Linked DNA regions of Homo sapiens: region 2 is linked to region 1. The links are chromatin loops, found by intact Hi-C in ENCODE. Cell type or tissue: mammary epithelial cell. All regions are shown on one strand. Links, peaks and the distances in the headings refer to the core of each region. The heading gives the core; the rest is flanking DNA.

What was found. Hi-C counts contacts between places; a loop is a spot of excess contacts. Peaks named below come from ENCODE experiments on the same cell type or tissue, not always from the same donor. Only the 100,000 strongest peaks of a DNase experiment are listed, where the experiment ranks them.
Region 2: a loop joins it to region 1, with 6 times the contacts of the local background. A loop is called at or near these places in 2 of 110 quality-filtered maps.

The regions. Positions count from the first base shown.
Region 1 is chr13:95,399,616-95,411,495 of GRCh38, reverse strand. LOC124903193 (a long non-coding RNA gene) reads left to right here and starts at 6,408. Exons shown (of 2, transcript XR_007063839.1): 1 at 6,408-7,171. In mammary epithelial cell, for the core only: a CTCF peak has its summit at 7,029 (motif pointing right); a DNase peak (open chromatin) is centred at 7,065; H3K4me3 peaks cover 327 bases.
Region 2 is chr13:95,559,083-95,570,962 of GRCh38, reverse strand. CLDN10 (claudin 10) reads right to left here. Exons shown (of 5, transcript NM_006984.5): 2 at 10,670-10,831; 3 at 10,500-10,581. Among named protein-coding and RNA genes, the nearest start is that of CLDN10, 12 kb to the right of the region's middle. In mammary epithelial cell, for the core only: a CTCF peak has its summit at 6,641; a DNase peak (open chromatin) is centred at 5,762.

The DNA.
Region 1 (11,880 bases), core at 2,552-10,551:
GACACGTCCTCCCCCCACCTTATGCTCAGACAGTGCACTTTTTCTTCTCTTTATTGTAAAATATAACACCACACAAGAGAGTAAAACGTAACATACAACATTACTGGGTGTGGATAACATGCTTACTAGGAGAATTTCAGCTGTTTCCACTCAGAGAGCTAGTTTACTCAATTCTCATTAATGGCCTGCAAATTTGTATTCATGCATTTGTTTTCATATTCCATGTCTAATTCCAAATTGTTCTCTTTAAAAACAAAATGTTTAAACCACTTTATTGTTGTATGACTGACACGTAAAAAGCGGTGCATATTTAACATATACAAGCCAATGAGCTTGGGGATAAGTATACACCCATGAAACCATCACCATCAAGGCCATAAACATATTTGTCACCTCCCAAAGCTTCCTTCCACTCCTATTATAATTATTATTTGTGTGTATGTGTGGTAAGAGTATTTAATATGAGACCTACCCTCTCAGAGAATTTTAAGTATACAATACAGAATTGTTAGCTATATGCACTATGTGTATAGAGATCTCCAGAATTTATTTATCTTGCATAATTAAAACTTCATACCCTTTGACCATCACCTCTAGATTGTTTTTTGATATTGTCGTTTTGTTTTGTTTTGACAAGGTCTTGCTCTGTCACCCAGGCTGGAGTGCAGTGGTGTCATCATGGCTCACTGCAGCCTCAACCTCCTGGACTCAAGCCATCCTCCCACCTCAGCCTCCTGAGTAGCTGGGACTACAGGCATGCACCACCACACCCGGCTAATTTTTGTACTTTTTATAGAGACAGGGTTTGCCATGTGGCCCAGGCTGGTCTTGACCCTCCGGGCTCAAGTGATCCACCAGCCTCGGCCTCCCAAAGTGCTGGGATTACAGGTGTGAGCCACTGTGCCCAGGCTAGATGGTTAGTTATCTCACCCAAGCATCTATCTTCTTGTTTCTCTGTATGGATGTAGGCTTAACTTTTATTTTTAAACACATTCCAGACCTCCTTTCCAGAATCCTCTCTTGTTATTGGTTGACATATTATTGGATCTCACTTCAGACTGACTCCCCAACTCACCCCAATAGGATCTAAACATACAGAGATTACTCCAGAATCATCTGTGGCATCTACACCTCCCTGAGCAGAAGGAGAAGCCATGTGAATTATGGCATGGATCGAGGTCGGGTTGCTAGCCTATAGCAAACCACCTTAACTTCCCTTGAGAAACTTCCTGACGTCTTTAGGAAGATGAAAGATCATTCAAAGCAAATATTTATGCTAGTTCAATATTTTGTAGCCCTCAACAGCTCCTTCCAAAGTGATTCCTCAACTCCAGATGACATGTCAAAACCTCATCCTCTCTCCACGTCTTTCCAAATTAATATGGATTTCAATACATTCTAGACAGATTTCAGATGACAATTTCATAACTATATCATCATTTTGTGCCACCACTGCCTTTTCTTGATTATTTTGCAATGATTCAAAGCTTGACCTAAAATTTAAAAAACATAATTATATTTTATATGGAGTCGAGTTGCCATTTGAGGCTGGCCCCATTGTCAAAACACCTACAGCAATGGACTATGAGCAAGAGGCTGGGGATGCTCGGGTGAAGAAGAGGAAACGACGGGTACAGCCCTGTCCACCCTCTGCTTCTATGAGTGGGGCCTAGGACAGACGTTGCCTTTAAGGAGTGAGGTATTGTGGTGACAAAGAACAGATAGGAGCTTTGGAGCCAGGAAAAGCTGTGTTGGCCAGAAACTTTTCAGCAGGTGCTATCTAAGACGAAGTTACTTATTTTAAACTTTAAAAAATACATATTGTGGGCCAGGTGCAGTGGCTCAGGCCTGTAATCTCAGCACTTTGGGAGGCTGAGGCAGGAAGATCAATTGAGCCCAGGAGTTTGAGACCAGCCTGGGCAACAAAGTGAGACCAAGTCTCTACAAAAAAAAAAAAAAAAAAAAAATCAAAAAATTAACTGGGTGTGGTGGTGCATACCTGTACTCCCAGCTATATGGGAGACTGAGGTAGGAGGATTGCTTGAGCCCAGGAGGTTGAGGCTGCAGTGACCTGTGTTCCTGCCACTGCACTTCAGCCTGGGAGACACAGCGAGACTCTGTCTCAAAATAAAAAGGAGGGGTGCTGGGCGCAGTGGCTCACATCTGTAATCCCAGCACTTTGGGAGGCCGAGGCAGGAGGATCACTTGAGGTCGGGAGTTCAAGACCAGTCTGACCAGTCTGGCCAACATGGTGAAACCCCATCTCTACTAAAAATACAAAAGTTAGCCAGGCGTGGTTGTGCATGACTATAATCCCAGCTACTCAGGAGTCTGAAGTAGGAGAATCGCTTGAACCTGAGAGGTGGAGTTTGCAGTGAGCCGAGATCATGTCACTGCACTCCAGCCTGGATGACAGAGCAAGACTAAAAATAAAAAAAGAATTATGGTAAAATATACATAACATAAAATTTATTATTGAGACAGGGTCTTGGTTTGTTGTCCTGCAGCCTCGACCTCCCCAGGCTCAGGTCATCCTCCCACCTCAGCCTCCCGAGTAGCTGAGACTACAGATGTGTGCAACCACACCTTGCTAATTTTTGTATTTTTTGTAGAGACAGGGTTTGGCCATGTTGCCCAGGCTGGTCTTGAACCTCTAGACTCAAGTGATCCTCCTGCATTGACCTCCCAAAGTGCTGAGATTACAGGTCTAAGCCACCATGCCTGGCCTCATTTTAACCATTTTTATCTTATTAATTCAGTATCATTAAACACGTTCTCATTGTTGTGCAACCATCACCACTATTCATCTATAGGGTTTTTTTCATCTTTCCAAACTGAAACTCTGTACCTATTAAACCATAACTCCCTATTTCTCCTATCCCCAACCCCTGACAACCACCATGCTACTTTTTGGCTCTATAAATCTGACTATTCTAGGCATCTCACTTGAACAGAATCATACAGTATTTGTCCTTTTGTGACTTGCGTAGTTCAGTTAGAATGATGTCTTGGCCAGGTGCAACATAGAGAGACCCCCATCCCTACAAATAATAATTAATTTAAAAAAACAATAATTAATTTAAAAAATTAGCTGAGCATAGTAGTGTGAGCCTGTAGTCCCAGCTATGGGAGGCTGAGGTGGGAGGATCAATTGAGTTCGGGAGGTCAAGGCTGCAGTGAGTCGCACTGGTGTCACTGCACTCCATGCCAGGCGACAGACCAAAAAACAAAAACAAAAACAAAAACCTAGAAAAAAATATGGAAAGCAAGCACAGTGCTTGGCATACAATCAATGGCCAGTAGTTGCATCCATATAAATGACCCCATCTCTACCTTCAAACTGGGCCTGATTTGCTTTTGTTTATTTATTTATTTATTTTTAATTTGAGACAGGGTCTCGCTCTGTCACCCAGGCTGGAGTGCAGTGGCATGATCTTGGCTCACTGCAACCTCTGCCTCCCAGGTTCAAGCAATCCTCCCACCTCAGCCTCCCGAGTAGCTGGGACTACACGTGCCTGCCACCATGCCTGGCTTTTTTTTTTGTTTTTGTTTTTTTTGAGACAGTCTCACTCTGTCACCCAGGCTGGAGTGCACTGATGCGATCTCTGCTCACTGCAACCTCTGTCTCCTGGGTTCAAGCAATTCTCCTGCCTCAGCCTCCCGAGTAGTTGGGATTACACACCTGGCTAATTTTTGTATTTTTAGTAGAGATGGGGTTTCACCATATTGGCCAGGCTGGTCTTGAACTCCTGACTTCAGGTGATCCACCCGCCTCGGCCTCCCAAAGTGCTGGGATTAAAGGTGTGAGCCACCATGCGCAGCCTGGCTAGTAAATCAGAGATGCCACCAGGAAGCCAATGAGCACAGAGCAGTCAGCCTCCCATCTGATAAATAGGAGTCACCTACCTGTGTACCAAGTATCACCTGGTGCCCTGGTCTGTGCGTGCAGTTTTTCCAGGGCTTGGAAGGGGTTCAGTACTGCTCCCTTTGTTCTAGCTTTCCGTTGTCCTGGACTCCTCCTGGGCTGATGACTGAACTGAGTAGTGCTGAATTTGTTTTTTTATATTATTATTATTATTACTGAGAAACAGTTTCACTCTGTCACCCAGGCTGGAGTGCAGTGGTGTGATCTCAGCCTCACTGCAACCTCTGCCTCCCAGGTTCAAGCAATTCTCATGCCTCAGCCTCCCAAGTAGCTGGGATTATAGGCATGTACCACCATGCCTGGCTAATTTTTGTATTTTTAGTAGAGATGGGGTTTCGCCATATTGGCCCGGCTGGTCTTGAACTCCTGACCTCAAGTGATCTGCCCACCTCGGCCTCCCCAAGTGCTGGGATTACAGGTGTGAGCTACCGTGCCCGGCCTGGAGTGCTGGATTTATAACTGCTGTGGATCAACTTGAATTTGCCGCAAAATCTGTTTAACGGACTCTGCAGATGGAGCGAGCTCTGTCGCAGGCAAGCCTTGGGGTCCAGGGTGAGTGCTTCGTACACACCCTCTGATGGATGTGGGGAAGGTGATGTGTAGAAGCAATGGCGGAAGTAATGTCCACGTCTCTTTGAGATGAGAAACACATATTTTACTAGCCTTAGAGAAAATGTAGATTTTTAAACCTGTAGTTGGGAGGCCCAGAACATTTTTCTTTATAAAATTTGCCAGATGCTTAGCAGGACCTCCATGAGTCAGAGTTGTGATTTAGGCAGAAGTTTGTCTTTGCCCTGGTTCGCAACCTAAGGATGACTGTGTTCTCTTCTCCCTTTTCCTCCCCTCTTTGATGAGTCCACCATCATCAGCACCCCCTGCCCACTCCCTTCCCTCCTCGCCCCCAACCCCAAGCTGCTCTCAGGCAGGGATCCGCTACCACCTGCAGGTTAGTGTGGATTTCACTTGGCATGTTGCGTTTCCCAGGAATAAATGTTTTTCAGTTCAGTGAAGGCTAATTCAGAGCTGCCCCCTCCCACCTCCGTCACTCTAAATAAAAAATGTGTTTGCTAAATGCTGTGGACTGAATTATGTCCCCCTAAAAGTCATTATGGTGAAGCTCTCTCTACCCCATTGTGATGCCTCTGGGAGGTGATGAAGCCTAGATGAGATCATGAGGGTGGAGTTTGCATGATGGAATCAGTGCCCTTATAAGAGACACCAGCGAGCTTGGTTCCTCTTCCTCTCTCCATCCACACACACTAAGGAGAGGCCATGAGGCATGGCAAGGAGGCAGCCGTCTGCAATCCAAAGAGAGAACCCAGACCCCAACCCTGCCAGCACCTTGACCTTGGACTTTCAGTCTCCATAACTGTAAGAAAATAAATTCCTTTTGTTTAAGCCACTGGGTCTGTGGCTTTTTGTTAGGGCAGCCAGAGCTGACTAATACACTAAGAAAATGCAGGTTCAGGCCAGGCACGGTGGTTCATGACTGTAATCCCACCACTTTGGGAGGCTGACGTGGGCAGATCACTTGAGGTCAGGAGTTCGAGACCAGCCTGGCCAACATGGTGAAACTCCATCTCTACTAAAAACTACAAAAAATTAGCTGGACATGGTGGCGCATGCCTGTAATTCCAGCTATTTGGGAGGCTGAGGCACAAGAATCGCTTGAACCCCAGGATGCAAAGGCTACAGTGAGCCGAGATCGTACCATTGCACTCCAGCCTAGGTGACCAGCGTGAAACTCCCCATCTCTAAGAAAATATAAAAGAAAAAGAAAAAAGAAAATACAGCCTCAAGACCAGCCTTCCAGCCTCTTTTTCCAAATAAACTGTTTTCCCTATGACCCTCCTACATAGAATTTCTGACACCCAAACAGCTTAACCCTTACCTGTACTTGTGTAGAAAATTACCTAGATGCACCAGTAGCTCCCAGAGCACCACCAAGGCGAGCCATCCCAGGGTCGCGGAGCAGAAAGACACACAGTCCAAAAGGTTAACAAGCTTAGGATAGGATGCAAGTGGGACAGAAGGAGCACACTGTCTGGATCCAGATCACGCAAAGTTTACATGTCTTATCCCTTTCTCAGCTATATCAGCCTCATGGTAGCACGGATGTAAGGACCAGCATGGAAGTTCCAGTAGAGGGACCCAAGAAATGGCCGCACCTGGAGCCGACACATCCCCTCCTCCACCAGAAGACACAGAGCACGCACACGTGCCCACCGCTGCAGCTGGCTGGTCAGCCCACTGAGCAGCACTGGGCTTATCTCCCTTTTCTTGGGCAGAGTGCATATGGGGCCAGAATGGGACCACACTGGGTCTCACCAATGTGTGGTTGACTTAGGCATGACATGACACAGCTGTCAGCTTATAAGGTGCAGAGTGATTTTCTATCTTTGAGGAACATTGCTGTCTGTTCCATTATACTGTTTATTCCATTTATCTTAATATGGCTTACAGATCACCAATTTACTTATTAACTATACTGAACATATGCTTTTAGTTTTGTGTACATTATCCAACTTGCTTCCTTACAGGGAGAACAAAGCACCTTAATATTGTCCTGAAATCACCCCAGGTGGGAAAGTCAGCCACAGCTTCTGCAAAGGAATCGTGGAACACTATCAGATGTGCAAGTAAGGGCTAGCACATACGTAACCAGATTTAGATATTACTCTTACATAGACATTTATTGCAGTGAGGAATATATATTTGGAGGCGTCTGTTTCCACAATGCTATATATTTTTGAAAAGTGCTACTGTCACAATAACTCATGCACTATTATTCTACTGTGTCTTTATAATGCTGGAAGAAGAGGGGCCAGGATTGTGCTAGTCATCACGCCCCTTGCAACCCGTCTTGCTCCTGCAGTCCTCTGCCTTTCTTTTGGCATGTGCACTTCTTGTTCCTGCCATATGAGTCTGTTAGAATACGAACATAAATTATTTTGAGCAGATGTGAACTAATGTTACCCTACTTGAAGAAAAGAAAGGAAAAACCTGCCGGACAACTCTGTTGTCACCTAAAAGAAAAGCACTGATGAGCTCCAAATAGATGGAAAGTCGATTCCTACAGTTGCCCTGTTTTGCCACGCGGTGGCGCTGATGCACCAGGAAGACACCACGGCTCTGGAGCGAGCAGCTGCTCTGCTGGCTTGGATCTGTCCCAGAAACGTCTGAGGGAGGTGGTGACCCTGAGAAGGGAAATGGACAAGATGATGAGCCAGAGAAAATGGATGAAAGGTAAGAACATGGAGACAGTGTAAGGCAGACGTTAAGAACGTTGACTTTGGAGCCGGGCGCCGTGGCGCACACCTGTAATCTCCGCACTCGGGAGGATCGCTTGAGCCTATGGGAATTCGAGACCAGCCTGGGCAATATAGTAAGACCTCCCAACTCCTCCAACCCCCACCCCGCAAAAACGGAATGTTGACTCTGGGATCCACTACGTTGCTTTCCAATCCCAGCTCTGCCACTCAGGCACCTCAGTTCGCACTTTCTTACTGAGAAAGTCAGAGGGACTGGCTAAGGGCAGACCATTTGGTGGGAAACAAGTGGGGATACGGTTTGGATGTGCGACCCCGCCCAAATCTCCTGTCGAATTGTAATCCCCAGCGTTGGAGGTGGGGCCTGGTGGGAGGTGATTGGATGGATCGCGGGAGGAGGGGTGGGTCTCTCATGAATGGTTTGGCGCCATCCCCTTGGTGCTGTCCTGGCGATCGTGAGTTCTCCTGAGACCTGGTTGTTTAAAAGTGTGTGGCATCTCCACTCTCTCCTTTTGCTCCTGCTTTGGCCATGTAAGGCGCCTGCTCTCCCTTCACCTTCCAACATGATTGGAAGCTTCCTGGAGCCTCCCCGGAAGCAGATCCCAGTATAATGCTTCCTGCACAGCCTGCAGAACCAGGAGCCAATTGAGCCTCTTTTCTTTATAAGTGACCCAGTCTCAGGCATTTCTTTATAGCAATGCGAGGAGGGGCTGATGCAAGTGGAATTACCCTGCTGAGGACAGGCACACACTAAGCACATAGTACTCATCTAAGGGCCTAGAACACAATAGAAACTCGAGAATATATCATGTTGGTGGAGGGGGAAGATGCAGTGACTTTGTATTTACAAACGGTCTTTTAGCTTAATTCTCTCTACTATTTCTCACTTTGTGGAAAAAGGAAATGAAAAATCCACTGAACTGATTTATCCACAGCAGGTACATAAAGCCACTAAAACTGACCCCCTGTTTACTCCTTCTCTTCCACCCACCCCAGCAACTTCCATTTGTCAGCAACACTGCTGGATAAAGTATTGCCAGGAGGAGGTACTAATTCACCAGAAACAGCCCACAGTTGCTGAAGACTGAGTTTTTGCTCCCCTCTCCCTAAGCAACCTGACACCAATTAATCTTTTATTAAAGAAAATTGAGGCCGGGTGCAGTGGCTCACGCCTGTAATCCCAGCCCTTTAGGAGGCCAAGCGGGCAGATCACCTGAGGTCAGGAGTTTGAGACCAGCCTGGCCAACACGGTGAAACCCAATCTCTATTAAAAATACAAAAATTAGCCGGGTGTGGTGTCACACACCTGTAGTCCCAGCTACTCAGGAGGCTGAGGCAGGAGAATCCCTTGAAACTAGGAGGCAGAGGTTGCAGTGAGCCAAGATCATGCCATTGCACTCCAGCCTGGGTGACAAGAGCAAAACTTCATCTCAAACAAAAAAAGAAAAAGAAGATTGAGAGTTGCTTGACAGCAGTTGACCAACTTGGCATCATTCTGTTGTCAGTTATCAGTCTAATGACTAATTTTTTGGTGAAAAGGAGGAGAAAAAGCGGGTGGGGGGGAAGTTCATGAGTCTAATCCACAATGACACTGGCTTCTTTTTTTGAATGTATATAAAAGCAAAGAAGCAATTAGCTTCACATAATGGATCATTTATAGATCATTTTTACATTTCGAAATTATTTTTAAAATATTTTCAGTGGCCAGGCGCAGTGGCTCATGCCCGTAATCCCGGCACTTTGCGGGGCTGAGGCGGGCAGATTATTTGAGGTCAGGAGTTTGAGACCAGCTGGCCAACATGGTGAAACCCTGCCTCTAACACAAGTACAAAAATTAGGTGGGCGTGGTGGTCCATGCTTGTAATCCCAGCTACTTGGGAGGCTGAGGTGGGAGGATGGCGTGAACCTGGGAAGCAGAGGATTATATATATATTTTTTCAGTTACCATTAACAATTGAGTGGTGCTGTAGGCTGTAATCATAACAAAACAGAGACTCATAGGGAAAATGAATCTTAGCTATAATTTGGCTGACATTCTGATATATCATTCATTTTGAATGAAAGCTAGGGTTTAGGCAAGATATGTTTCCTCCAAAATAAATAGGTAACAATTTTTATTCATTTATTATTGTATTTTAATTTGTTTTGTTTTTTGAGACAGAGTCTTGCTCTGTTGCTCAGGCTGGAGTGTAGTGCCGTGACCTCGGCTCACTGCAAACTTCATCTCCTGGGTTCAAGTGATTCTCCTGCCTCAGCCTCCCGAGTATCTGGGATTACAAGCATGCACCTCCACACCCAGCTAATTTTTGCATTTTTAGTAGAGACAGTGTTTCACCATGTTGGCCAGACTGGCCTCAAACTCCTGACCTGAAGTGATCCACCCGCCTTGGCCTCCCAAAGTGCTGGGATTACAGGCATGAGCCACCTGCCCGTCCCTAGGTAACAATTTTTATATTTCCAGTTGCTTATTTTCTCAGTTGTAAATACTGCAGTGCCTACTAGAGTGCTTGATACATTCTTCTCTGTGTGGTAGAGGCAATAGAAAAATGGTACTCAATGACAGTAGTTTATGTAGGAAAAATAATAATCTTATCTCCCCCTCCTACAACTCAACATCACCTCCAAAATTACTGAAGGAAACTGAAATATTTCACCCCAAAATAGATTTCCTTGACATGGTACAACATGGCTATTCAGAAGGTCTGGAAATAAAGGAAAAGCTGCAAAGCTACCCTTTGTTGGGGAGATTTGCACCTGTAGAGAAAATCCACACGGGTGCAACCAGGCTTTCCCTGAGGCCTTCCATTGTCCAATCTGGGAAAGATGAACTGAGAGTCCGACACCTTTAAACATCTGAAAAGAACATTCACCATCTCTTCTCTCTGAGAGCTGCTACCTGTGAGATTTCATCTACATAACAAGATGACCTTTGTAAGCCAAGCCCCCTCTTCTCTCCTTCCCATAACCTGTCTGGTCTTGCTCCAAGCCCTCGTTTTTTCTGAAACCTCAAGATGGTTACAGAAAAGCATCAACCAGGCTGGGCAAGGTGGGACCATAATCCCAGCACTTTGGAAGGCCAAGGTGGGAGGATTGCTTGAAGCCAGGAGTTTGAGACCAGCCTGGGCAACAAAGTAAGACTCCGTCTCTACAAAAAAAAAAAAAAATATATATATATATATATGTATACATATATACATATATATATGTATATATGTATACATATATATATCACACATATATACACATATATATGTATATATATATGCAACATGACAAAACCCCATCTCTACTAAAAATATAAAAATTAGCCCAGTGTGCTGGTGCATGCCTGTAGTCCCAGCTACTTGGGAGGCTGAAGTGGGAGGATTTCTTGAGCCCGGAGGTTGAGGCTGCAATGAGCCATGGTCAAGCCACTGCACTCCAGCCTGGGTGACAGAGTGAGACCCTGTCTCAGAAACAAACAAACAAACAAAAAATTAGCCAGATGTGATGGTGTGCACCTGTGGTCCCAGCTATTCAAGAGGCTGAGGTGGGAGGATCGCTTGAGCACAGGAGTTCAAAGATCCAGTGAGCTATGATCGCACCACTGCACTTCAGCCTGGGTGATGGAGTGAGACTCCATCTCTAAAAAAATAGCTATTAAATTAAAAAAAAAACTTTTAAAAAAGAAGCATCAGCCATCCAGCCATGTATCTGAGGTCTTACGACTCCCATGCATATTAATGAATTTGTATGCCTTCTCTGTTCTTAACCTGCTTTTTGTCAGTTGACTTTTCCATGAGCCTTCAGAGGGTGAAGGGGAAGCTTGCCCTTGGCCCCTAAAGTACTGTGGGTTTTGTCTGAGAATTACCCAGAGGTCAGGGCACAGGTGGACACAGGGAACTCCATGCTGTATCCCCTGTGGTCTGAGGTCTACCTGAAGCTGGATGCCAAGGCCCTTGCCAGGGTAGGGGTGGGCTCCCCAAGATCACCAAGGAAAAGCCCAGAACTACTTCCTTTCCTTTCCAGTCCAACACACCCAGAATTCTCCCTCTTAAAGACTTGGTTCAGGCCAGGTGCGGTGGCTCACACCTATAATCCCAGCACTTTGGGAGACGGAGGCAGGTGGATCACTTGAGGTCAGAAGTTCAAGACCAGCGTGGCCAACATGGTGAAACCCCATCTCTACTAAAAATACAAAAATTAGCCGGGTGTGGTGGCAGGCGCCTGTAATCCTAGCTACTCTGGAGGCTGAGGCATAAGAATTGCTTGAATCCAGGAGGTGGAGTTTGCAGTCAGCTGAGATCGTGCCACTGCACTCCAGCCTGAGTGACAAAGTGAGGCTCCGTCTCAAAAAAAAAAAAAAGACTTGGTTCAAATGGAAGCTATGCCTATAGTACACAGCTGTATGTATCTGTGTGTAGGTGTCTTCAAAGTACGTTTTTTTTTAATTAAAAAAAAGTTTTTGAGACAGGATTTCACTCTGTTCCTCAGGCTGCGAGTGCAGTGGCACGATCACAACTCACTGCAGCCTTGACCTCCTGAGCTCAGCAATCCTCCCACCTCGGCCTTCTGAGGAGCTGGAACTACAGGCACACACCACCATGCCCAGCTAATATTTTCATTTTTCATAAATATAGGGTCTCACTATGTTGCCCAGGCTGGCCTTGAACTCCTGGGCTCAAGCGATCCTCCCACCTGGGCCTC
Region 2 (11,880 bases), core at 1,827-9,826, 160 kb before region 1:
TCCAAAGGTAAATTCAGGAAACATATTTAGGCAATCAGGAATGCTGAAATGAATTTATAAATAGTTATAAAACTGGTCTATATATATATATATATATATATATACACACGTATATGTGTGTGTGTGTGTGTGTATATATATATACATTTTTAAATTATGTATATATTTTATTCCTCCTATCTAACTGAAATTTCATATCTTTGGGCCAATATCTCCCCAATATGTTATCTTCTCTAATCCTCTTAACATTCAGAACAGGAAATATTGCCTCTGTTATCCAGTCAAGACAACTGCAATCTACCTAATATAACAGTAGAGTAAGGGCCAGGACTCTGGCCCGGGCCAGGATCTGAGCTGAGTCAAACTCCAAAACCTCACCCTTCTCCTCTCCACCACCTGCCTCTCTAATAGTGTGTAAAGTGATCAGTGAGTGTCTACACAGAAGTACTAATTCTTGAAAATTATTCACAGAAATTTAAAAACCATCCACAGTAGGACTAAATCTAATGTTGGCTAATCTTTGTTAGCCAAAGTAAACTGTAATGTAAAAGGAACATCTCATGTTCCAAAAGTCACATAGTTCAATTCAAAACCAAATCAGTTGCTTAGCACCATCCATGCCATTGATCTCCATTCGTGTGTGGATAATTGGGGGGTTTGCTTGGCCGTAAGTGAGAAATGAGGCACCGAGTCATAATAGTTACAGTAGGCACAATAACAGGTTTACATGCAGACTTTGAAGTCTGAATAAACTGACATCACAGAGAAGGCTGTGCTTCAAGATGGGAAATTCCTAAAATAACAAATACTGTCCTGAGCTGCCTTAGGGCATGGCCAGTATTGGTAAGCATGGGTCAAGAATCCGTGTGTGGATGTGGGTGTACGTGGCTTTGTGTTGAGGTAAAAATATACAGATGGACTTGCAGCAAAAGAAGCTTGGGTCAATCAAAAGTGAATCTGACATTAGGAGATCGAGACCATCCTGGCTAACACGGTGAAACCCCGTCTCTACTAAAAATATAAAAAATTAGCCGGGCGCGGTGGCGGGCGCCTGTAGTCCCAGCTACTTGGGAGACTGAGGCAGGAGAATGGCGTGAACCCAGGAGGCGGTGCTTGCAGTGAGCCGAGATCTCACCACTGCACTCCAGCCTGGGCGACAGAGCAAGACTCCGTCTCAAAAAAAAGGCGTATCTGACATTTTATTCAGTCTTCAAGTAACCTACCTGAGCACATTTTAGAATTGAACCAAGAGTATCCAGTTGACAACTTTAAATTATTACTTATCTCTAACTCAATGCTATGACAGAGGTGACCAACAATTTTTAAATTACACAAGCCTTATTTATTTTATTTTATATCTATTTATTTATTTTTTGAGGCAGAGTCTCACTCCCTCTGTTGCCCAGGCTGGAGTGCAGTGGTGCGATCTCAGCTCACTGCAACCTCCACCCCCCAGGTTCAAGTGATTCTCCTGCCTCAGCCTCTTGAGTAGCTGGGACTACAAGCACCTGCCACCACACCCAGCTCATTTTTGTATTTTTCATAGAGTCAGGGTTTCACCTTGTTGGCCAGTCTGGCCTTGAACTCCTGACCTCAAATGATCCACCCACGTTGGCCTCCCAAAGTGCTGGGATTACAGGCATGAGCCACTGCACCCAGCCAAGCCTTATAGTTTCATGCTAGGTCCCCTTCAAACGTGCCTTCTACTTGAGAGCCAAGTGTCTTAAAACAATTGTCTCTTCTACTAGGTCTCCAACATTTCAACATACATTTCTCTGTGGCTAACCTTAATAGATTACATAAGGTAATATACTATACATTAATATACTGTGCATTAGGGTCAGTATCCCTAAAAATAGTAGCTAGCATTTAGTAAGTGTTTACTATGAACTAGCATGATTCTAAACAGTTGAAGTATACTATCTCATTTAATCCTGACAACAGCCTCCTAGTATGTATTATCCTCATTCTACGGATGAAGGGCACTGGGCACAGAAAGGGTAAGTAACTTCTTCAAAGTTACACAGCTAGAAAGTGGCAGAGCGAGGGTTTACTCTCAGGCAGCCTGGATCCAGAGTCCTTATTCTTGAACAGTGTGCCATGCTGCCTCTCCCTGTTCCTTTAAGCGATCACCACAAGCACACTCCGTCTTACCATTCTAGGAGATATGCAGACAGACAGACAGTCCTACACCACTGCAGATTTACCATCCTTGCTGTAAGGATCATGGAGCATGGGTCCTCTACAAGAGATTCCAAAGTGAGTAACACATGGTTTCGACTTCTAGATGCTTGTGGTCTTGTTTAGGAGAACAACCAATAAATAAGCAGGTGCAAACCACCCAGTAGGGTTAGGATGGAAGCACGAGGTAGAAAGGGAGCACCCAAAACAGGGACACCCCACCCAAAATGCAGGTTCTGAAGGCTGATCAGAGGTTAGCCAGGATGTGAAAAGGAGAGGAGCAATGGGGGTAAGAGCTGAATTACCAGAAAGCAGGGCACGCTGGCAGAAATCATGATGTCATGCACTGGTCAGCAAAAACAAAAGAGAGCGCCAAATATTTAGTTCCCAAGCAGATTTTTAGGTCATGCTAGCATAACAAAAGCATCTAAGTAATTCTGGTGATCTGAGGTGGCCTGCACTATTTCTGAACAAACTGAAACCACTGAGTAACACTTTCTTAATATTTAACAGTTGAACTCTATTTTGTTCTTACCACTTGGCACTTATCTGGAATCTCCTATCTGAGAATATGTGAGATCACTACCAACATTAGTTCATCCTCCAAATAACTCATGAATGGAGTAAACTTAAATAAACAAACATCCATAATGTATTAAATTATAATAAGTATAGAAGAGAGAAATTAAACATCTTGACAAGGTCACCTGATGAGGTCAATATTCTTTTCAACCTCACCCAGGAAAATCTGTATAGCCTAGAAATTTACTTCTTACATTGTCTAGTGTCCATTCAACTTGACAACAAGAATGAGATAATTTGACTGAAAGTAGGTAGTTGTTCACATGCAAATCAATAAACGTAATCCATCACATAAACAGAACCAACGACAAAAACCACATGATTATCCCAATAGATGCAAAAAAGGCCTTCGACAAAATTCAACAGCCCTTCATGCTAAAAACTCTCAATAAACTACGTATTGATGGAACACATCTCAAAATAATAAGAGCTACTTATGACAAACCCACAGCCAATATCATACAGAATGGGCAAACCTGGAAGCATTCCCTTTGAAAACTGGCACAAGACAAGGATGCCCTCTCTCACCACTCCTATTCAACATAGTGTTGGAAGTTCTGGCCAGGGCAATCAGGCAAGAGAAAGAAATAAAGGGTATTCAATTAGGAAAAGAGGAAGTCAAATTGTCCCTGTTTGCAGATGACATGATTGTATATTCAGAAAACTCCATCGTCTTAGCCCCAAATCTCCTTAAGCTGATAAGCAACTTCAGCCAAGTTTCAGGATACAAAATCAATGTGCAAAAATCACAAGCATTCCTATACATCAATAACAGACAAACAGAGAGCCAAATCATGAGTGAACTCCCATTCACAATTGCTTCAAAGAGAATACAATATCTAGGAATCCAACTTACAAGGGATGTGAAGGACCTCTTCAAGGAGAACTACAAACCACTGCTCAACAAAATAAAAGAGGACATGAACAAATGGAAGAACACTCCATGCTCATGGATAGGAAGAATCAATATCGTGAAAATGGCCATACTGCCCAAGGTAATTTATAGATTCAGTGCCATCCCCATCAAGCTACCATTGACTTTCTTCACAATATTGGAAAAAACTACTCTAAAATTCATATGAAACCAAAAGAGAGCCCACATAGCCAAGACAATCCTAAGCAAAAAGAACAAAGCTGGAGGCATCACGCTACCTGACTTCAAACTATACTACAAGGCTACAGTAACCAAAACAGCAGGGTACTAATAACAAAACAGATATATAGACCAATGGAACAGAACAGAGGCCTCAGAAATAACACCACACATCTACAACCATCTGATCTTTAACAAACCTGACAAAAACAAGAAATGGGGAATGAATTCCCTATTTAATAAATGATGCTGGGAAAACTGGCTAGCCATATGTAAAAGCTGAAACTGGATCCCTTCCTTACACCTTATACAAAAATTAACTCAAGATGGATTAAAGAATTAAATGTAAGACATAAAACCATAAAAGCCCTAGAAGAAAACCTAGGCAATACCATTCAGGACATAGGCATGGGCAAAGACTTCCTGACTAAAACACCAAAAGCAATGGCAACAAAAGCCAAAATAGACAAATGAGATCTAATTAAACTAAAGAGCTTCTGCACAGCAAAAGAAACTGCCATCAGAGTGAACAAGCAACCTACAGAATGGGAGAAAATTTTTGCAATCTACCCATCTGACAAAGGGCTAATATCCAGAATCTACAATGAACTCAAACAAATTTACAAGAAAAAAACAACCCCATCAAAAAGTGGGCAAAGGATATGAACAGACACTTCTCAAAAGAAGACATTTATGCAGCCAACAGACACATGAAAAAATGCTCATCATCACTGCTCATCAGAGAAATGCAAATCAAAACCACAATGAGATACCATCCATGCCAGTTAGAATGGCGATCATTAAAAAGACAGGAAACAACAGATTCTGGGGAGGATGTGGAGAAATAGGAATGCTTTTACACTGTTGGTGGGAGTGTAAATTAGTTCAAACATTGTGGAAGACAGTGTAGCAATTCCTCAAGGATCTACAACTAGAAATAGCATTTGACTGAGTGATCCCATTACTGGGTATATACCCAAAGGATTATAAATCATGCTACTATAAAGACACATGCACATGTATGTTTATTGCGGCACTATTCACAATAGCAAAGAGTTGGAACAAACCCAAATGTCCATCAATGATGGACTGGATTAAGAAAATGTGGCACATATACACCATGGAATACTATGCAGCCATAAAAAAGGATGAGTTCATGTCCTTGGCAGGGATATGGATGAAGCTGGAAACCATCATTCTCAGCAAACTATCACAAGGACAGAAAACCAAACACCACATGTTCTCACTCATAGGTGGGAACTGAACAATGAGAACACATGGACACAAGGTGGGGAACATCACACACTGGGGCCTGTCAGGGGGTGGGGGGCTGGGGGAGGGATAGCATTAGGAGAAATACCTAATGTAAATGATGAGTTGATGGGTACAGCCAGCCAACATGGCACATGTATACCTATGTAACAAACCTGCATGTGGGGCACATGTACCCTAGAACTTAAATAATAATAATAAAAAAAGAAAGTAGGTAGTTGTTTATTTCTAACTACTAAATAGCCACAATGGTGAAAATATTTTATTATATAAAGCTTAAATCCTAAAGTAGAAACCAAATACATGCCAGGAATGAGAAGTGCGACATGATTTTGAAAAGTCTGGAAATAAGCCTAGAGGATGATAAGACCCCAACACAAAAATAGCTGGGCCAAAATATTAACGGTAAATGTCATATACAAAAAAAGAATAAGTCTAAGACAACAATTCTGTTCTACTTCCTCAACCAGAGCAATCAGTTAAGTCGTATAACTTTGCATGATTTGAAAAGAAGTTTCTTAATGTTGATCAATTCTTACTTGCAATGGTTTATCTAAGAAAACAAAGCTGGACATTCAGAAAGTTAGTGGTTTGGATAACAAAACAATGGTGGGAATAACGTAATTAAATTTCAACATCCTGGTATGGTGAATCATGCTAAGGAGTACCCATTACTAGAAGCTTGCAGGAGATTTTTTTTTTTTCAGATTTGTTAGTTTTTGTTTTAATAAAAAGGAGGAAGTTAGTTTGACACAGCCTAAAGGGAAAAGTTGAAAAACAGTTTTCAAGGCTCTGCAAGAGCTCATGCTGGAGTCATCAAACATAGTCATAGCTCGAATGAAAAAAAGCAAAACAAAAGGGAAAAATAGAGAAATAGCAGAACACGATGAAACTCTTTACAGATTGCAGTTCTGTCAAATGATTGTAGCTCGGAAGAAAAATCTTCCCAGATACGTGGTGGGAAAGGAAGGACTTTTAGAGGAACTAGCCACTGAACATAAAGTGCAATACTGCCTGCCATGTGCCTGCTGCAATCTTTACTCCAAGTCCATGCTAGAAGCCACTCATTTTTTCCTCATCAACAAAGCTCCTGTTGAGTTCCTTGCATATAGCAGGAATGTATAGGGAACTTGGTTCATGAGCTTAGTTGTGTTTTCCTAACTTGGGCAACCAAGATGTGCCTTATGTAGAGTTGTCCTGGAAATCTACAAAGAAGATCCAATTAACACGGCATACAAATCTGAAGGAAAAACAAGAGCAGCAGCAAAGCAAGAACAACAAAACCATGCTCTGAGGTCTAAACTCTTTTCCTTAGGGGTTGGGTATTGGAGAGCAAGTATTTGCTCACCAGAAATTTAAACTAGAACATGTGACAAGTCGCTGTCTCTCACTGCGCTTCCTAAGGGCCCAAACACACATGCTCCTGCAGGGAGAGATGGTATTTAGTGGCAGCTAGTTTTTGTAAGATTAATGTAAGATAATAATGGGAAGAAGAGAGCTTTCTTGCTCCATCCTCTGGGAGGCTCCCTCTATCCACTGAGACAACAATTTTCTTTGCTAATTCTGAAAGGACTAGGTCTACACATAAGAATTTCACTTCTAGGTACTGTGCTAGGGAAAGAAGATACAGTTGCATAGACGTTTTCTGACCTCAAGGAACTTAATTCTTATGCCAGCTGATTAAGACACCAAAGACATAGAACATTCCTATAGTGGCATCTTCCACATCCCAGCCTATCTAGGACTGGCCCTGCCACAAGCTTTGATTCTACAACGTATTCCTCTCTAAGTTCATGTACAAACAAAACCAGAAGCATCAATTATCAAATTCCAGCAAATGCTAGCCAGAGAAGTGCTATCCCTAGAATAAGCCAAAATAAAATATTGCTTTAAAGATGACATTTGAGAGCTAGGAAATCAGTTCATTTTGTGCTGATAGCCAATTTATAGCTTATTCATCTTCCCAGTTTTTATCCCCTCTACTAGAAGGTGTTGATAAACGGAAACCAAGTGAAGTCATATTAGTTAATTTATTAGTTTTTATACAAGTGTGTTTTGTTTAAATGAGGTCTGAGTTCTTGTGGGTGTCATGTCATTTTTATGCCCCTTTTCTATCATTGTGGGTAATTAGAATCTGATGGTATCTACAATTCTCAGGCCTTGATAATTCCTTGATCCAACTGGATTTTGTTGAAATCATGGAGGACCTTTCTTTGTGAAAGGCACTGCAGGGAAAACAGAGATGAAGGAGAGAAAGTCCTAATCTCAAGAAGTCAACTCATTCTCAATATCAGGTTTTTTATAGTCTATATTTTCTATAGACCTTGATGCAAAGGGCCTGTTATTTGTAAATATTACCAATGGATAAGCACTGCTGTTTTTCATGACCCCTGGTTCTTGTGCTTTTAATTACATTAGGTAAATTGGTGAATTGTAGGTGTTATATTTTTAAGCCACTGCAGAAAAGAGCTAATAAAGGCATCTATAAAGATAAGCCACATCTTACATACTATACAGAATTAAAAAGCAATCTTAATAATAATTAATATAACACAATAAGAGCTAATACAAGGTGTTTGCTCTGTGCCAATCACATCTATCTCTCTCTCTCTCTCTCTCTCTCTCCTCTCTTAACTCTCACAGCAATTCTGTGAGAGGTATGCTATTATTATCTTTGTTTTACAGATGAGAATACAGACAGAGAGAGAGAGAGAGAGAGAGAGAGAGAGAGAGAGAGAGTGGGTAGGCAGAGACAGAAAGAGAAATTCCAAGAAGCTAATGAGAATGGAATAGCCAATGTAGCACCAAGAGGTTGAAAAAGAGGAAAGCCTCTCATAGCACCTAATTACTGAACTGAGTTTAATCAAAATCTGAAAAGAGAATAAGAAATTCCAATGGCACTACACTGAATTAGGTGACTGAGCTATAGTAAGGACAGAAAACAGTCACGCAAAGATAGGTTTAAGTTATTGTTTGTACACAAATTAGCCTTGACCATTTGAGGAAAGAGTCCAATGATTTTTAAGATATAGACAAAGATATCCTTAATAATTGTCAGGAAAATAAAACCAGTAATATAGAAAAGATAATGCGGAAGAGTGAGAAATGTGTTTAATAAAATAAACCATGAGAAGTACAGGTTTGCTGCATATTTATGATATCAAACCCTAAAATAAAAATGTATCATTTAAATACAATATTTCTTTTAAATATCATTAAAATATTTCTAAGCTTCAGAAATACAGCCTTGGTTTTTATTTCAATGTTTCCTGCCATGTACATCTGTGCAAATCTCATTTGAAAGATAAGTAGGAGAAAATTAATAAATTAGGACATGTTTTTGTATTATAGGCAGGGGATAAAAAAGTTATATTGAGGTCTAAAACCCATTTAATAAAATTTGTTTTTCTTTCCCATTTAATAACATTTCTGAATAAAAACTATTTTTAAATGTATAGAAAAGGCTGGGCATGGTGGCTTATGCCTGTAATCCCAGTGCTTTGGGAGGCTGAGGGAGGAGGATCATTGAAGATCAGGAGCTGGAGACAACTCTGGGCAACATAGCAAGACCTGTCTCCGTTAAAAAATGTAAAAATTATCCGGGGCCGGGCGCAGTGGCTCACACCTGTAATCCCAGCACTTCGGGAGGCTGAGGCGGGTGGATCACCTGAGGTCAGGAGTTCGAGACCAGCCTGGCCAAAATGGTGAAGCCCTGTCCCTACTAAAAATACAAAAAAATTAGCTGGGCATGGTGGTGCGTGCCTGTAATCCCAGCTACTAAGGAGGCTGAGGCAAGAGAATCACTTGACCCTGGGAGATGGAGGTTGCAGTGAGTCGAGATCGCACCACTGCACTCCAGCTTGGGCAACAAGAGCGAAAACTCCATCTCAAAAAAAAAAAAAAAATTATCTGGTTGTGGTGGCACATATATGTCCCAGCTACTCGGGGGGCTGAGGTGGGAGGATCACTTGAGTGCAGAAGCGCAAGGCTGCAGTCAACTAAGATCACACCACCACACTCCAGCCTGAGTGACAGAAAGAGGCCCTAACTCTTAAAAAAAAAAAAAAAAAGGACGAAAGAAACCTCTTGATGAACAGTACATGTAGCATATTGTCACAAAAATTACAAAATAGTGGAATATTAGAAATCATGCTTTTTAAGAGCCAGTGTTCTGAAGTTCAACTGCCTGGTTTGAATCCCAGTTCAATCAGCCTACTAGTTTGGTCCAAGTTCCCTTGAACACATCACTTGGCCTCTTTCCTCAATTTAAAAAAAGAGTACCAAGAGGACCTACTTTATAAGGTTGTTTGTAAGAATAAAATAAAATAACACAATAAAATAATATTTGCAGTGCTCTGCTTGGCTCCTGGTGGGGACTCAACATGCGCTAGCTATTATTTTCATTTTATTTCATGATATAAGCATTTACTGTTTATGCGTAAGGTACACTTAAGCCAGAACTAGAAAATCAATTTCCTGAAGATTCCTAAAACCACCAGAAAAAAAGTAAAGCCCAGCTGACCAGCTATTTCAGTAATATACTTCTTAAAAATTCTATAAAATTTGACCTGAAGTCTAAAATAAAATTACCAGCCTCATTGATAGCAATACACACACACGTACGTGAGGCTTCCTAAAGAGGGATGTAGATACATTCTTAGGTAAGACAAAATATTTAATATATTAATTCTGATTTGGTATCCCTGGGGTTTTCCCAATCCAAAGAAATAAGCCTAGGGAAACTATAAAAAGCAACAGCCCATAGTTTAAAAACAACACCAACAAGCAAACTGATCTGTTAATTCCAAAGCATTCATCTGCAAGACTGACCAGCCACATTTGGGTAAAGGTGCCGTGCTCCTACAGCATTTTTCAAAAACCTTGCATCGTATACAGTTTCTTTATAAAGGTTTATTAGGAGGAGCTTGTTAAGACAGTAGTTAATACAGCAAATTTAAAAGACCCAGAAACTAGCATCTGGCAAATATCATTTTGAGTGGGCAACAATCAAGGCAAGGTTTTAATTTTCTATTCGCACACCGCATCATTCTTTCCTCTCCGTCTGACACCTTTCACGTTTCCTCTACTTGACCTCAGTTTCATGATGTACAGCAAACGATGAAGTTTATAGTTCTAAATTTGATGCCTTGAACTGTTTCGAGACAAGACACTGCAACACTAGCAAACTAATTAAATGCATATTTTGCGTATGTGGCATATGACACATTTAATCTTGAATGATGTCATCAGTTACCATTTATCAGTATGTCTTACTTTCAAAAGTCATATAGGAAATTCATGTCTCTTGGTTGAGAATATTAATTTATATACACTTCCTGTGAGCTGGAAACAGACTGAGAAGAGTACTTACTTTTGCTCAACAAAGAGAGGATCAAAGAATTCCGTTGTGATTTTGTTTGCATATAGGGAACATCCAGTCATTGAGCACAGCCCTAACAAATATTAGAGGGAAAGCACTATGGTTAGTGTGATTTCATTAACATCATCAAGTACCTTGTTTGGAAGAAAGTTACTATTTACCTGACAGTATGAATACAATCCCAGCCAAACAAGCAATTTTAGCTTTGGCTTTATCGGAGCCTCCGACTTTGGTACACTTCATTCCAAAGAGCGCAAATATGGAACCAAAGAAGCCCAGGCTGACAGCAGCGATCATAAGTCCTCTACATGCCTGTATATAACCTGCAATTAGAGTAGGTCATTTACGTTACATAAAGCATGTGGCTGTCCAGGGAGAAATCCTCATTTTACGTTGTCATTCTGGATGTTTGTTTTCCAAAAAGATAACTGTGATGGTGAAAACATGTGGCAAGACAAGCAAGAAAGGAAAGCAAGTTAATCTACAGGGAGTGCCTATTCTAGGTCACACACTGTGAAGTGCGGTTTATGGGGAATCCTCAGGATAGATCTGAGTGTTATTTCCATATTCACCAGTGAGGAAACTGAGGCACACAAAGGTTATGTGACTTACCAGAGGTGAGTTAGAAAGTGGCAGACATGGATTCCATCCCAAATCAGACTACGAATTCCATATAGTGAAATTCCACAGTGAAAGGTGCCTTTCACTGTGAAAAAACATCATCTGCCACCATCACAACTCTGTAGCTCCTCCGCTCATTGGACTTTAAAAGGGTGTTTTAATGGTTTTGACATTATCAAATGATAAGATTTATAACTGGGTGGCAGAAAGAGATCCAAAGGGTCAAACCTTCCAATATTAGTGGACGCTTATTAATAGCAGACTAACTGGAATATCATCATGAACCATGGGGGGTCTAAGGGAATACTTTAGTGAAGTACTATTGTTTTCAGGGTGTATATAATAAAACTGGGTTTTAAAAAGCACTATTTTGTAGAAGAGTAATTTATAGTGATTAAGTCAACTGTTCTTTTATAAATGAATGCCTTTAAAGTACCCTAACGAGTATGTTCTGTCAGTTCGTTTGTTCATCCTTCCTGTGCTATTCATGTTCTTAGTCATGTATTTTTATTTGCACAGCCAGGGTACACGGTAAACTTCAGTGTGGCTTTTGTCCAGGTTTTTACATTAACAGGGTTTAAACTAATAAGCTTTTACCACATAAGCCATTTTCATTTCAGCCTGAAACAATGCCATATTTCGATCTAAAATAGTGATAGTAGCACATACCGGGTGTAAGTAAGTATCTGCTAAGCAAATAAACATATATACCTACATCAGGTTTACGTTTGGAATTAAACTTTTTAACTGG